Regions from separate parts of the Homo sapiens genome. Here region 1 is linked to region 2. A link is a contact called in ENCODE Hi-C or POLR2A ChIA-PET data. All regions are on one chromosome and are shown on one strand. The core of a region is the stretch at or near the end of the contact, and the rest is flanking DNA. Distances in the headings are between cores, read along the strand shown.

Region 1 (6,020 bases), core at 2,983-5,482, 110 kb before region 2:
TAATTGCAGTGGCCTCCCAACTGTTTTCCCCACATCCACTCCAATCAGCAGCTATAACAAGCTCTTCAAAGTGCACCTCAGACTGTTAGCCCCCTGCTTAAAACTCTTCAATGGCTTCCCACTGCTCTTAGGGTAAATAGTAAACCCCCTACCCAGTACTATGAGGGGGTCTGCTACCCAGCTACCTTGCCAATCTCCCCCATGCTGAGCTCCTGGGTCTCAGTTCCAGCCCTACTCACCTTCTCTCAGCTCTCCCACCTCAGGCATCCACCTTTGCCTGAGAAAACTGGGTTGGCCCTGCCAACCCCACACACCTTGCCTACTACACTTCACATCTACCAATCATTTCTTCACGAAAGCTTTTCCCAACTCCCTGAACTAGTCAGAGCCCGCTTTTATATACTTGTACAACACCATGTACCTTCTCCTTCGGCAATTATCCATTAGAATTTTATAGTTATTTGTATAATCCTGATTATATTATTTTTCTATTTGGCATGAATAAAAAACAAATGCTGCCAATTAAATTATAATATCCTGTCAATTTGAAGATGCATCCTGACTTGACAAATGTTCAAATATGAGTCTCAGAATTAATGAAATATAATATCCGTGGCCCCTACTAGACTGAAAACACTGAAGGGCAGGGACTTCATCTGTTTTTGCTCACCTCATATCCAGTTCCCATTGTGTTTTCCTTACCACCATCTATGGGTACAAACTAGGTGCTAATAAGTATGTGTTAACTGAATGACTAAATGGTCTTGGCAAGTCCTACAAAACAGTAGGGGGCCACTGGTAAGTTAGGTCTAGTAGTTATTCAGGGAACATAGAATGTCAGAACTGGAGGAGACTCTGGCAGTCACCCAAGGTATCCCCCTTTTTCAGGGAATAATCTGTCCAAGGAGCCACCACTGGTTAGGGACAGAACTGGGACTGGATCCAATCTGCCCTCTAGCCCTCCTCCCTTAAAAGCAAAGCTCCTACCACATGAAACAGGTCTGTTTGCAATCTAGTATATCCCCTGCAACCTAAGTGGTTAAATCACCAATGATTCAACGTTTTATTGAGAACTTACCGGTTCCCGATTGCCTACCCTACAAAATCTTTCATCTAACAGTCAAAGCCTTGCAACGAAGGCCGCCCCACACTCTTCTTTGCTCATCCTGACTCAATGGCTTCCCTCCTCCTCTCTTTGCACAGAATTGTTAGATTACCCTCAAGTGAAACACATTTCTTTTATTCTACAGTCTCATGCTTTGTTCAAGATGATCCAATATTCACCTCCTTCAGGTTACCCTTATGACTATCCCACACACATACACACACTCCTACCTGTGTCCCTTCAGGATAAATGATGCACTACTTTGCAGAGTGACATGCTACTCTGTGAATGTTTGCTGGGTGTTTCATGTGGGACTGCTTGTCTCCCACTCATGTGGGGATTTCCCTACATTCAGGGATTGAGTTTTCTCCTTTTATACCTCCCCCAAGTGTTTAGTCAGGGCCCTGCACACAAAGTGCTGTGATAAAATGCAGTCTCATCTCTAACCTTATTAGATTTTTGCATACTGGAATATCCTAAAATGCACTTTGAAAACAGTGTATACACGTGTGCATATGTACATCTGTATAAATTCTCTGACATACAGGCTGTGACAGAGAGAGGTAGCTTGGCAGAAGTCTTTGTGGCTTGGAAAAAGGAAATTGGATTGAAATGTTGGCATGAGAAAACCTAATAAAGCTAACTGTATACAGTCATCTTCAACTTGGGATGAAGACCTCTGGCCAGGATTCAGACACTGGCCTATTCTGGACAGTTCCCCACAGAGGACAGAACAATGGAATAAACATAAACTACTACAGAACTTCCAAAGCCCTTCCTTCGCTGAGCTTCCCGTGTTGTGTCCCTGCTTTCCTGAAACACCCCGTCCCTCTCCTACCTGCTGCAGTGCCATAAAACTTTGGGTCTTATTTTATTTCTGGGTGAGAATATGAAGACATTAACTAGTGACAGGGAAGGATATAGAAATGGTTGCTGAAAGAGAAGCAGATCCTGTGTCTTCCCTGGAACAAAAACACATTTGTGGGCTGAGAGATGATGAAGAGACACTTGATCATCTGATCATCATATGTTCACCTGGGCCAGTGAGGGGCCACCCCTTTCCCACCACCAAAGATGCAATCAATACTTCTGGGACTTCACATCTAAGGGGCATCTCAGAACTTAGCACTCAGAAGAATAAAAGGAGAAAAGGACAAGAATGGAGAGGCAGTAGGAAAAAAAACAGAAAGAGGGAATGATAACAGCTAATAGCTAATATTTACTGAGCACTTATTATGAGCCAGATACTGTGTCAAACACTCATTTAATCCTGGCAACCATCTCAGAGGTTATTATTCCCATTTTACAGATAAAGAAACTGAGGTTCAGAGATTAAGTAACCTGACCAAGGTTCCAAGACATTAAATGGGAGAGGCAGGTTTGGAATCCAAGCAGTCTGACTCCAAAGCCTGTGCTTTCAACCAGTTCACAAAGCTGCCTCCCAGCAAGGATGATGGCGCCACAGATGATACTGCTTACATTCAGATACATTTCCTTTTTTCTTTTTTAACCCCAATCCTTACACAATCCAGAAATCCTCAGCGAGCCAGGTGTTCCCAAGGTCTGCTTGGTCTGACTCATTCCCACTTCCTGAAGATGAAGGCTGGGAGGCACATCTCTCAGAAAGTGGTAGCCATCATCAAAAAAAAGGCTGAGAGACCAGCTGGTTACCCTGTGATCTACCTGCGGCCCTTCTTCAGCTGCCCCAAACAGCACCTGCCCTTCCGTTTCAAAGACCATCCTAGTTTCCAACTTTCCTGGACCAGCCCTACTCTTCCTCTTGCTCCCCAAAGATCTGCCTTACTAGAAAGTATCTTCCTGTTGCTTTTTTTTTTTTTTTTTGAGACAGAGCTTCGCTCTTGTTGCCCAGACTGGAGTGCAATGGCGCGATCTCAGCTCACCACAACCTCTGCCTCCCGGGTTCAAGTGATTCTTCTGCCTCAGCCTCCAGAGTAGCTGGGATTACAGGCATGGGCCACCACGCCTAATTTTGTATTTTTAGTAAAGACAGGGTTTCTCCATGTTGGTCAGGCTGGTCTCCAACTCCTGACCTCAGGTGATTCGCCCGCCTCGGCCTCCCAAAGTGCTGGGATTACAGGCATGAGCCACCGCGCCCGGCCCCTGTTGCTTCTTTCTGATCCTGCCATCTCATCACTCTCCCTCTGAAGAAGCGAATGTTACTTTTGGTCTCCATCATTGTGGAGTTAGGTTTCAACCTCCTCCTCTCCTTAGAGTTCTTCCATCCCTCCAACAGGATAAGGCTAGCCAGCCCCAGCCCGGCAGGCTTTCTGTCTACCATCCCCCCGCACCCGTGGGGATTTCTCCAGCCCCAGCCCAAGGCCTCGCCTCCATCTTCATCCTTTCCTTTGCTTCCCTACCAAACCCATTCTCCTAAACTTCCTCCTCAAAAACCTATTCATTTAGACCCTGGAAGAGATCTGGGATTTAATTTTCATGCATTTCCTTTTTAAAAAAATTGATGGGAAATCTGAGGCCCAAAGAAAGGTAGTGACTTGCCCAAGGTCACACAGAGTCGTTAGTTTGTTGATGGCCTGGGCTGGGAGCCCCTTTCTTCAGAGGCCCCCTCTCCACCTCAGGAGACAAGCTCTTGCAAATGCAGGAAGGTGAAGCAGGGAGTCCCCAAGTGGTCTGAGGAGCACCCAGGCTTCCAAAGGGAACGGGCGCTGGGGCTGGGGGAAGGGCATGTCGCACACCAAATATCCCAGGAGGGGAAACTGGTCCCCACCTGTCCCCTGGTCCCCTCAGTCCCCTCATCTCCGCCCTCTCTCTTCTTTCCCGATCTTTCTCCGCGAACCCACCCCCACCTCTCCCAATCCCACTCTTCACCCAGTCCCGCCACTCTCGCACCTTTCGCCCCCGGCCAGGCTCCATCATGGCCTCCCCCGCCCCTTCGCCCCCAGTCCCCGCCCCCATCCCCCCTCCCGGGCTCTCTTCCCTCACCCTTGGCCTCCCTCGCCCTCCCCGGGGTCCCAGCTATCCCCAGCGGCCTCCCCGCCCCATCGGCCACGGCCCGGGCCGCAGGGGGCGCTGTGGGACCGCCCCGAGCCCCTCCACCCCCGCGCGGGGATGTTACCATGCCAGAGCCTCCGAGCAGCTGGGCCGGCTCAGCCCACCCGCCAGTAAGAGCCGCTCTGATTGGCCAGGCCGCAGCCGGGAGGGCGGGGCCGGCGGGGGGTCGCACCCCTTCGTGGCCGGGGCTCCGGTGGCTCCCGCCGGCGAGCGGGGCCCCAACCGGCCCGGTGTGTTCGGTCCCGGCCCCGCCCCCCCGGCACGGAGAACCAGGCCCCGCCCCCGCGCCGCCGCGTCCCGGGTCCGCCCCCCGGGGGGCGGGGCACGCCTGCTCCCGCCTCTGACTGACGGTCGGGGGCCGGCGCCTCTGCCTCTCCCCGCTGCCTGCGTCCTGGCTTCGCAGTCGCCGGCGCTCCAGGAGCCGAAGCGTTCACGCAGTGTGTAGGGTGCCTTTGCGCTGCACAGCGAATTTAATTTGCTGTGTAGCTCTTTTACAGTACTTTTAAGTTAGTTAACTCCAGAACTATTTGTTGAGCACCTGTGAGGTGGCAGGGTCTGTCTCAGGGACTGAGCACACAGCAGCTTGGAAAAAAAAAAAAAAAAAGACAAATCCCCGAAATCACGCCCTTGTGGGGCGTACACGTGCTTCTCGCGTGACCCTGAAGTTCACTTTTGGGACCTGGCTCCCACTGAGCGCTGAACTCATGAGAGCAGGGCCCACTCTTTGACAGAAGTTAAAAATGTGAGGTACATGCTTGCTGTGCGGCTGAGGAAACTGTAACCTGGAGCTCTGCGGGGAATGCGCTGAAGGCCTTGGGGCTGGAGAGTGACAGGCCCCAGGCACACGGGTGCAGAAAGGCGCTGACCGCCAGCCTGCAAAGCCCCGCAAAAGGCGCTTCCTGTTCCCTTTATTCCCCCCTCACCTGAGCCGGGACTCGCGTGATGCCGTGCTAGGTTCCTGAGAGCCAAAGAACTCCGGAGAGGTAGAAAAACTCCTGACACGAAGAGTTAGAGGTGACACCTGGGAGGAAAAGGAAGTGGGATTCACCCTTGTGGGCTGCTGTAGAGAGAAAATGCTTTGTGGTTTAATCAAAATGATACCCACATGGTCTCAAATGAAGGCCCAGCTCTGCGGTTTTCTTTTCTTATTTGAGGCAGCGTATTGATCTGTCACCCAGGCTGGAGTGCAGTGGCACAATCAGGGTTCACTGCAGCCTCAGCCTCCTGGTCTCAACCGGTCCTTCTCCCTCAGCCTCCGAGTAGCTGGGACTACAGGCGTGTGCCACAACGCCCGGCTAATTTTGTAACTTTTTGGAGACGACGTCTCCCTGTACTGCCCACGCTGGGTCCTGTGGTTTTCAAACTTTTGGGGGAGGTGGGGTGAGGAGACTGGCGCGCGGCCCGCAGCCGCCGCCGCGGCAGGAGAGGGGAATGGAGGGGGCGGGCGGGGGGAGGAGGACGGACCACCGGCGGCCTCTCCACCGCTCCCACCTTCCCCCGGGGGCTGCCGCGATGCCAGCGCAGCTGGGGCGATTTTCAAACTATTATTGAGATCTCTAAGTATAGCAGAAGTGGTCCAGAGGTTCCGTGAACTTTCATGAATTGCATTTTTATTTTTTAAATGCTTTTCTTTTCTTTAATGAAATATTTCTTAGAACATGTACACACATATAGAATCGAATAATTGTACCAGATTTGTTAAGACAAACAGCAGAGCCCTGCCCCCATCGTCTTCCCCTCTCTGGAGGCAACGTTTTCACCTCTTTTAGCTGTTTCTTCTGGCATTTACCTTCACATCTCCGGCCTTCCCCCAGCTGCAGCCCTCCCCACAGGGCAAGGGGTCCAAGGGGATTTGCCCATGCAAAGCACACTTGCCCAGGATTAG
Region 2 (6,200 bases), core at 1,455-3,954:
TGTAATATGGGAGAAGGGGGCATTTAGCCTTTCTTTTAATTTATGAGACCCCATCCTTGGAAGATCTGAAATCACTCTGAAGACCTGGCCTTTCAGCTGAATATTAACTAACTAGATGAGACTTTGGAGGTATTGCTATTGAGGAGGTGGTGAACATATTCTCATTTTGGAAAAAAGAGGGATACTGGGTAGTGGAGGACTGTAGCAAAGACCATTAGCTGATGGAACACAGTCTTTCCAACTACATTCAGGAACATTCAGGGCTATCAGAAATCCAATGTTGTTGGGTACCAACATAATTGGGTAAAAAAAAAATCTATATTTTCTGGCTTTGCTACAGATGAAACGGCCATGTGATATAGTTTCCCCATTGAGATATAAGCAGAACTCAAAGGGCAGGCTTTACAGGAAAGCGTTTTAAGGGAGTCTTAGCATGTAACGTTTTACTCCTTCTCGACTGGAGCCTAGGGAGTTGTCTTTTGACCATAAGCATACTCTCAGAATGGCTGGGCAGAAGAACAGAAGATCCTGGGTCCCTAATGTCATCTGGGAAATGTCCTGCCAGCCCTGGGTTGCTTACCTCTGTACTTTTCATTTTCTGAGAAAAAAGGACACTCACATTTATTTAGGCCACTCTGTTCCATGTAGTCAAACTCAATCCCTAACTGATATACATAGAATCCTGTAACACACTGAGGAATTAGCCAAATTCACGTCAGAAAAAAACAGAAGTTTTAAAGAGTTACACCAGGTATTACAGAGAGCTGGATGTATTTAGCAAGTTTACTCAGCCCAACTGCCACAGAGATGCACACATGGGCTGCCTAGACCCAAGTCACACTAATCAATCAGGGCCCACTTTCTCAGGAGTCAGGAGCATGCCTACAAAAGTTTCTTAACGCCAAAGCCCAACAGTTACAAATGATCTATTGGTTTAGGTCCCAAGATAAAACCTATTTGCCATTTGTATCAACTTCAGTTTCTCTCAGCTCTAGCATTCAGTGATTCTATGACAAAATTATAGCTCTCAAAATGGCAAAAATGAGGTGAATAAAAAGCTTTCTACACGTAACAGATAACTCATAGGACCTAATTATACAACACTGGAAAAGATTGAAATACTACAAACCTATCAGTTACTTAATAAAATTATAATATGTAAAAAACAAAAAGCAACTCTTGATAGCACTGGTAAATGAGTAATTACTCTTGATAGCATTGGTAAATGAGTAATATCATTGAGAACCAGGATTTTCAGGGAGAAAAGAGCTAAAGATATAAAACTGATGAAGTTAAGTAAAACTTTGAGCTCTGAATTTGATAAAATAAGATTGGCCACAAATTGATAATTGGTTGAAGCTGAGTGATGGGAATTTGTTACATTAGCCTCGCTATCTGAAATTTTCTTTTCTTTTCTTTTTTTTTTTTTAGTTTTGAGATGGAGTCTTGCTCTGTCGCTAGGCTGGAGTGCAGTGGCGCAATCTCGGCTCACTGCAACCTCTGCCCCCTGGGTTCAAGTGATTCTCCTGCCTCAGCCTCCCGAGTAGCTGGGACTACAGGCGCATGCCACCATGCCCAGCTAATTTTTGTATTTTTAGTAGAGACAGGGTTTCACCATGTTGGCCAGGATGGTCTTGATCTCTTGACCTCGTGATCAGCCCGCCTCGGCCTCCCAGAGTGCTGGGATTACAGGCGTGACCCACTGCACCCGGCCAAAATTTTCTATTAATATAAAAGATGTATTAATATTCTTAAAAGCACCTTCTTTTTTTTTAATTTCAAGACAGGGTCTTGCTCTATCGCCCAGGCTGGAGTACAGTGGTGCAATCACAGCTCACTGCAGCCTCGACCTCCTGGGCTCAAGTGATCCTTCCACCTCAGCCTCTCAACTAACTAGGACTACATGTAGCACATGACCCCATGCCTGATTTATATATATATATATATATATATATATATATATATATATATATTTTTTTTTTTTTTTTTTTTTTTTTTTTTGAGATGGAGTCTTGCTCTGTTGCCAGGCTGGAGTGCAGTGGCGCAATCTCGGCTCACTGCAACCTCTGCCCCCTGGGTTCAAGTGATTCTCCTGCCTCAGCCTCCCGAGTAGCTGGGACTACAGGCGTGTGCCACCATGCCCAGCTAATTTTTGTATTTTTAGTAGAGACGGGGTTTTATCATGTTGGCCAGGATGGCCTCGATCTCCTGACCTCGTGATCTGCCCGCCTCAGCCTCCCAAAGTGCTGGAATTACAGGCATGAGCCACTGCGCCCAGCCTTATTTCTTATTTTTTGTAGAGACGAGGTTTCACTATGTTGCCTAGGCTGGTCTCAAACTCCTGGGCTCAGGTGATCCGCCCAAAGTGCTGGGATTATATGCGTGAGCCACCACGCCTGGCCTAAAAGGACCTTCTTCTCAAAACTAAGAAATATGTCTTCTTAGTGGTTTTAGTTTATCTGCATTTCCATTTTCAAAAAGAGAATATACAGATAAAATAATGGACTGAAATGTCAAATTTAGAAACTCAAAATATATTGCTCAATGTAATGAAATCTCACCTCTGAAAAACAGTGGAAGGCATCTCTGCTACATTCTCAAATTTTCAAGTTAAAATGGACCAAAGCTGAAGTCATTTCAGTGCTTCAAAGCTGCATCCTCTGGCCCGTGACCACACACACAAGTGATTTAACTGTGAGTCATGATCTCGACCTAGCCCAGCATTTCTATTCTTACCAGTTTGGGGGTGGGTTAAAATAAACAACTTTCCTAATAATTAATCTGGCGTTCAATGCAGGAAGATAAAACCTGCCACCGAAATGCCTCAAATCAATGCCATTGTACAAGTTGCAGTTGGTATTCCCTTGTCTTCGTGTAGCTGTGTATGTTTAACCTAACACTTAACAGAAATGATCAAAAAATAGGTATCTGTTTTTTCTGTACAAAACCCCACAAATCACCAAAGTTAGACTTCATTCCTCCAGAATCTATTTTAGTAAGCTTTCAAGAAACCTGGTATCTTGAACCCTCAATTCTCTAACTTTTCCCCTACCCATTGATAACAGACACTGAGTGAAGACTGTTCTATAAACTGAGAAAACAAAGAAAGTTCTGAGATAGGTAATGATAGGAGTATACACATACAATCGTAGGCAACCTAATGAAGTCTTCTCTGATTATGCTAAAGGTTTTTTTCCAAGTAGAAAAAATCCCAGTGGAATTGCTTAAACACTAGAGGAAGAAACAAAATAAAATAAAAACCTGGTGGCAGATACCGTGATGCAGTCTCTTATACACTGAACTCTGCATTCAAAATATTAAGATTTGGAAATATTTTTAAAACAGGCTCTTTAAAGTTATTTCACCTGAAAGGATTCATATGCCAGTACAGTGCAACTGCTTAAGATTATTTAAATATATAAACTCTTATTATGGTATTTATATGGAACTTTTGTTATAAGGGTTGGGAAGTAGGTACCTACTATTTATGAAGGTAATAGCTTTAATTAAAGATCAATCATCTTACTTGCTTCAGCTTTCACTTTGTCCATTTCAGCAAGCAACGCCACTTCTCGATCCATTAAACTAGGAAAAGATGACAAAGGAATAAAAAGTTTGATCAGAAACTCAAATACAAAATTAGCACATTATTAATAGTAAAGAAAGACCAGTGAGTTTGTTTGCTAAAAGCATACTAAAAAATAATATTGTATGGATCACATACAAATTCTGATGTCTTACTCTCAACAAAGAATATTTTAAGATTTTCCCATAAATAAAATAAATAGACCCAATTCCCTTTTATATTGCAATATTGGTACATTGCAGCAGTACACCAATTGTAGACGTCTAAGAGTTGAGAACCAGCAGATGGCAGTAGCAAGCTACAAAACACATTTTTTAGTAAGCTGTGCTAAAGCAAAAGTCCGTGTGGAAATTACTTACTTAACCATGTATGTACTCACATACTTTTTTTTTTTTTTTTGAGACGGAGTCTCGCTGTCTCCTAGGCTGGAGTGCAGTGGCGCGATCTTGGCTCACTGCAAGCTCCGCCTTCCGGGTTCACGCCATTCTCCTGCCTCAGCCTCCCGAGTAGCTTGGACTACAGGCGCCCGCCACCACGCTCGTCTATTTTTTTTGTATTTTTAGTAGAGATGGGGTTTCACCGTGTCAGCCAGAATGGTCTCGATCTCCTGACCTCGTGATCCGCCCGCCTCGGCCTCCCAAAGTGCTGGGATTACAGGTGTGAGCCACCGCGCCCGGCCTGTACTCATACTTTTTATATTTATATTTTGGTCTATAAAATTTGATGGCCTTGCATCTAATTAATTTTTACCAAGCAATATCCCCACTAGGGCATAGTAAATTTATCCATGATTAGGACTTGTATGTCTTCAACAGCTGACCATGGTTGCACCAAGTCCACTTACATTTTAGTACTTAGAATGCAAAGTAGTCAAAAGATAGACATATAGTGTGCTAGTTTCTGAGAAACACATAATAGTAACTAGGAAGGATGGAATTACAGATTTCTGGTAGGCTTTTTACAGAAAAAGAACATTAAATAGGCAATTAGAATTTTTTCCACTGCAAATATAAATGGTTTATAGGCACATAAAGCTTTTCCATGTTGTTATAAAAGAGCCCACAGCCTTCAATGTATAAGGAGACAGTAGTACCCTAGTATTCAACCTCTGGATGAAAATAATTTTCCTTACCATATCGGTTTTGCTTTGTGGTGGCAAAAAGAAAAAAAAATCTAGAATGTTAATACTTGCACAAACATGCAATGTTCCAACTTTCTTCAAATTTGGAGTTCATTCTGATTTCTCCTTTTGAAGGGGAATATAACTACAGGGTAAATAAAAGTTCCACTCTTGTTTCTGGTTGTAATCACACTCAAACACACACACACACACACACACACACTCTTTCTCTCTCGCTCTAATTCAATTTAGCTCAATACATAGTTATGTTAGCACAAAGTAGTTAATGTGGAGACTATAGTGTGAGACATACAAAAATGTCTAAGGCAGGGTCATTTCCTCAAGGAGCAAATCTTTTATAGGGAAGTGCCAGAGAACATAGGTTTGATAATCGTTACGCATGATGTTAATAAACAGACTTGTAACTAAACAAATTTGGTTGACATATTAATCCAAAAGCATCAAACTGGAGAGAAGATACAATTATTGTGGGGTAGCAATACTTTGCTAAGAAAGCATTTCCCAAACCTTGGCAATATTTTGCTCCAAGAACTCTAGCAGCATTGGAATACCTAAAAGACAAAACAAAAGCACAACTGAGACAGGAGCTGCCAGGCCTACAGTTTGACATTACCTCTCTTATGTTGCCAAATCACCTTAAGATGCAGACGCTGTGTCCATCAGATGACAAATCCTTTTTCTCTGACAAAGCTTGTAAAATATTTATTAAAAGACTACAGCAAACAAGTAAGCCTTTTGCAGCTTACAATCTATTATGAGAAGTAGAATGTCAGATGACACTTTTAGCAAGGTCTGCATCAACACAATCAGGCTTTTTTGTGGAAATTTGTGCTAGTACATTCTGATAGCATTTTTTTTTCCCTGTGAGAATCACTAGTGTTCATTTAAATAAACTTTGTTTTTGATTAACTCGGTGATCACAAGAAATTCATAGGACTGTGCATGGACAACCATATAACCCCTCCATTAAAAAAAAACTAGCTTATAATATATCCAGCTACCATGTACCCACAAAAATTAAAATTAAAATACATATATTAGCTTATGTTTTCATGCCAAAAAACAATGAAAAGCAGTAAGAACTTCTGTTTCTTTTTGTTTGTTGTTTGTCATGTTGCCATCTATTGATAACATCTAGTGAAAAGTCCTATGATGTCAGCCCAGGGTTAAACAAGAGAATCTACTAGTTAACTGATGCTGATATATTTCTCAGAGAAAAGGTTGATCAGCACTTATAATTCTCCATTAAAATTTTTACATCTTTAAAATACAAAAATGAATGTCAAAATTTAATAGTAAATTTCTTATTAAAAGCACATCAAAAAAGTAAATTATATAATGGCATTATAGTTGTATAGAAGAATGACCTATTTTTAGGTTATTTATGCTAAAGCATTTAGGGGTGACATGTCATCTACATCTGCAAATTCCAAATGGTTCCACCAAAATATTATACACACACACAGCAAATAC

Evidence for each region. A loop is a pair of places that touch in the nucleus more often than their neighbours do. ChIA-PET counts read pairs that join two places held with the same protein, here RNA polymerase II (POLR2A). Pooled maps may share reads with other maps.
Region 1: a pooled map shows a loop between it and region 2 (5-fold over the local background). The contact joins the promoter of PRPF40B here to the enhancer-like site in region 2. A Hi-C loop is called at or near these places in 6 of 50 pooled maps. POLR2A ChIA-PET finds 5 or more read pairs at or near these places in 4 of 52 experiments (Caco-2, H1, HEK293T and 1 more).

Annotation. Positions count from the first base shown.
Region 1 is chr12:49,621,773-49,627,792 of GRCh38, reverse strand. PRPF40B (pre-mRNA processing factor 40B) reads right to left here and starts at 4,232. Exons shown (of 26, transcript NM_001031698.3): 1 at 4,200-4,232. The coding sequence starts at 4,202. It also overlaps a transcript of FAM186B not described here. RefSeq lists silencers at 4,017-4,516, 5,377-5,426 and an enhancer at 5,097-5,186.
Region 2 is chr12:49,511,940-49,518,139 of GRCh38, reverse strand. It overlaps SPATS2 (spermatogenesis associated serine rich 2), which reads right to left. Exons shown (of 14, transcript NM_023071.4): 10 at 3,527-3,585. Among named protein-coding and RNA genes, the nearest start is that of KCNH3, 24 kb to the left of the region's middle. RefSeq lists a silencer at 4,135-4,313. Within about 2 kb of position 2,704, at least 3 of the 41 ENCODE cell types and tissues checked have a DNase peak (open chromatin) inside an H3K27ac peak, as active enhancers do.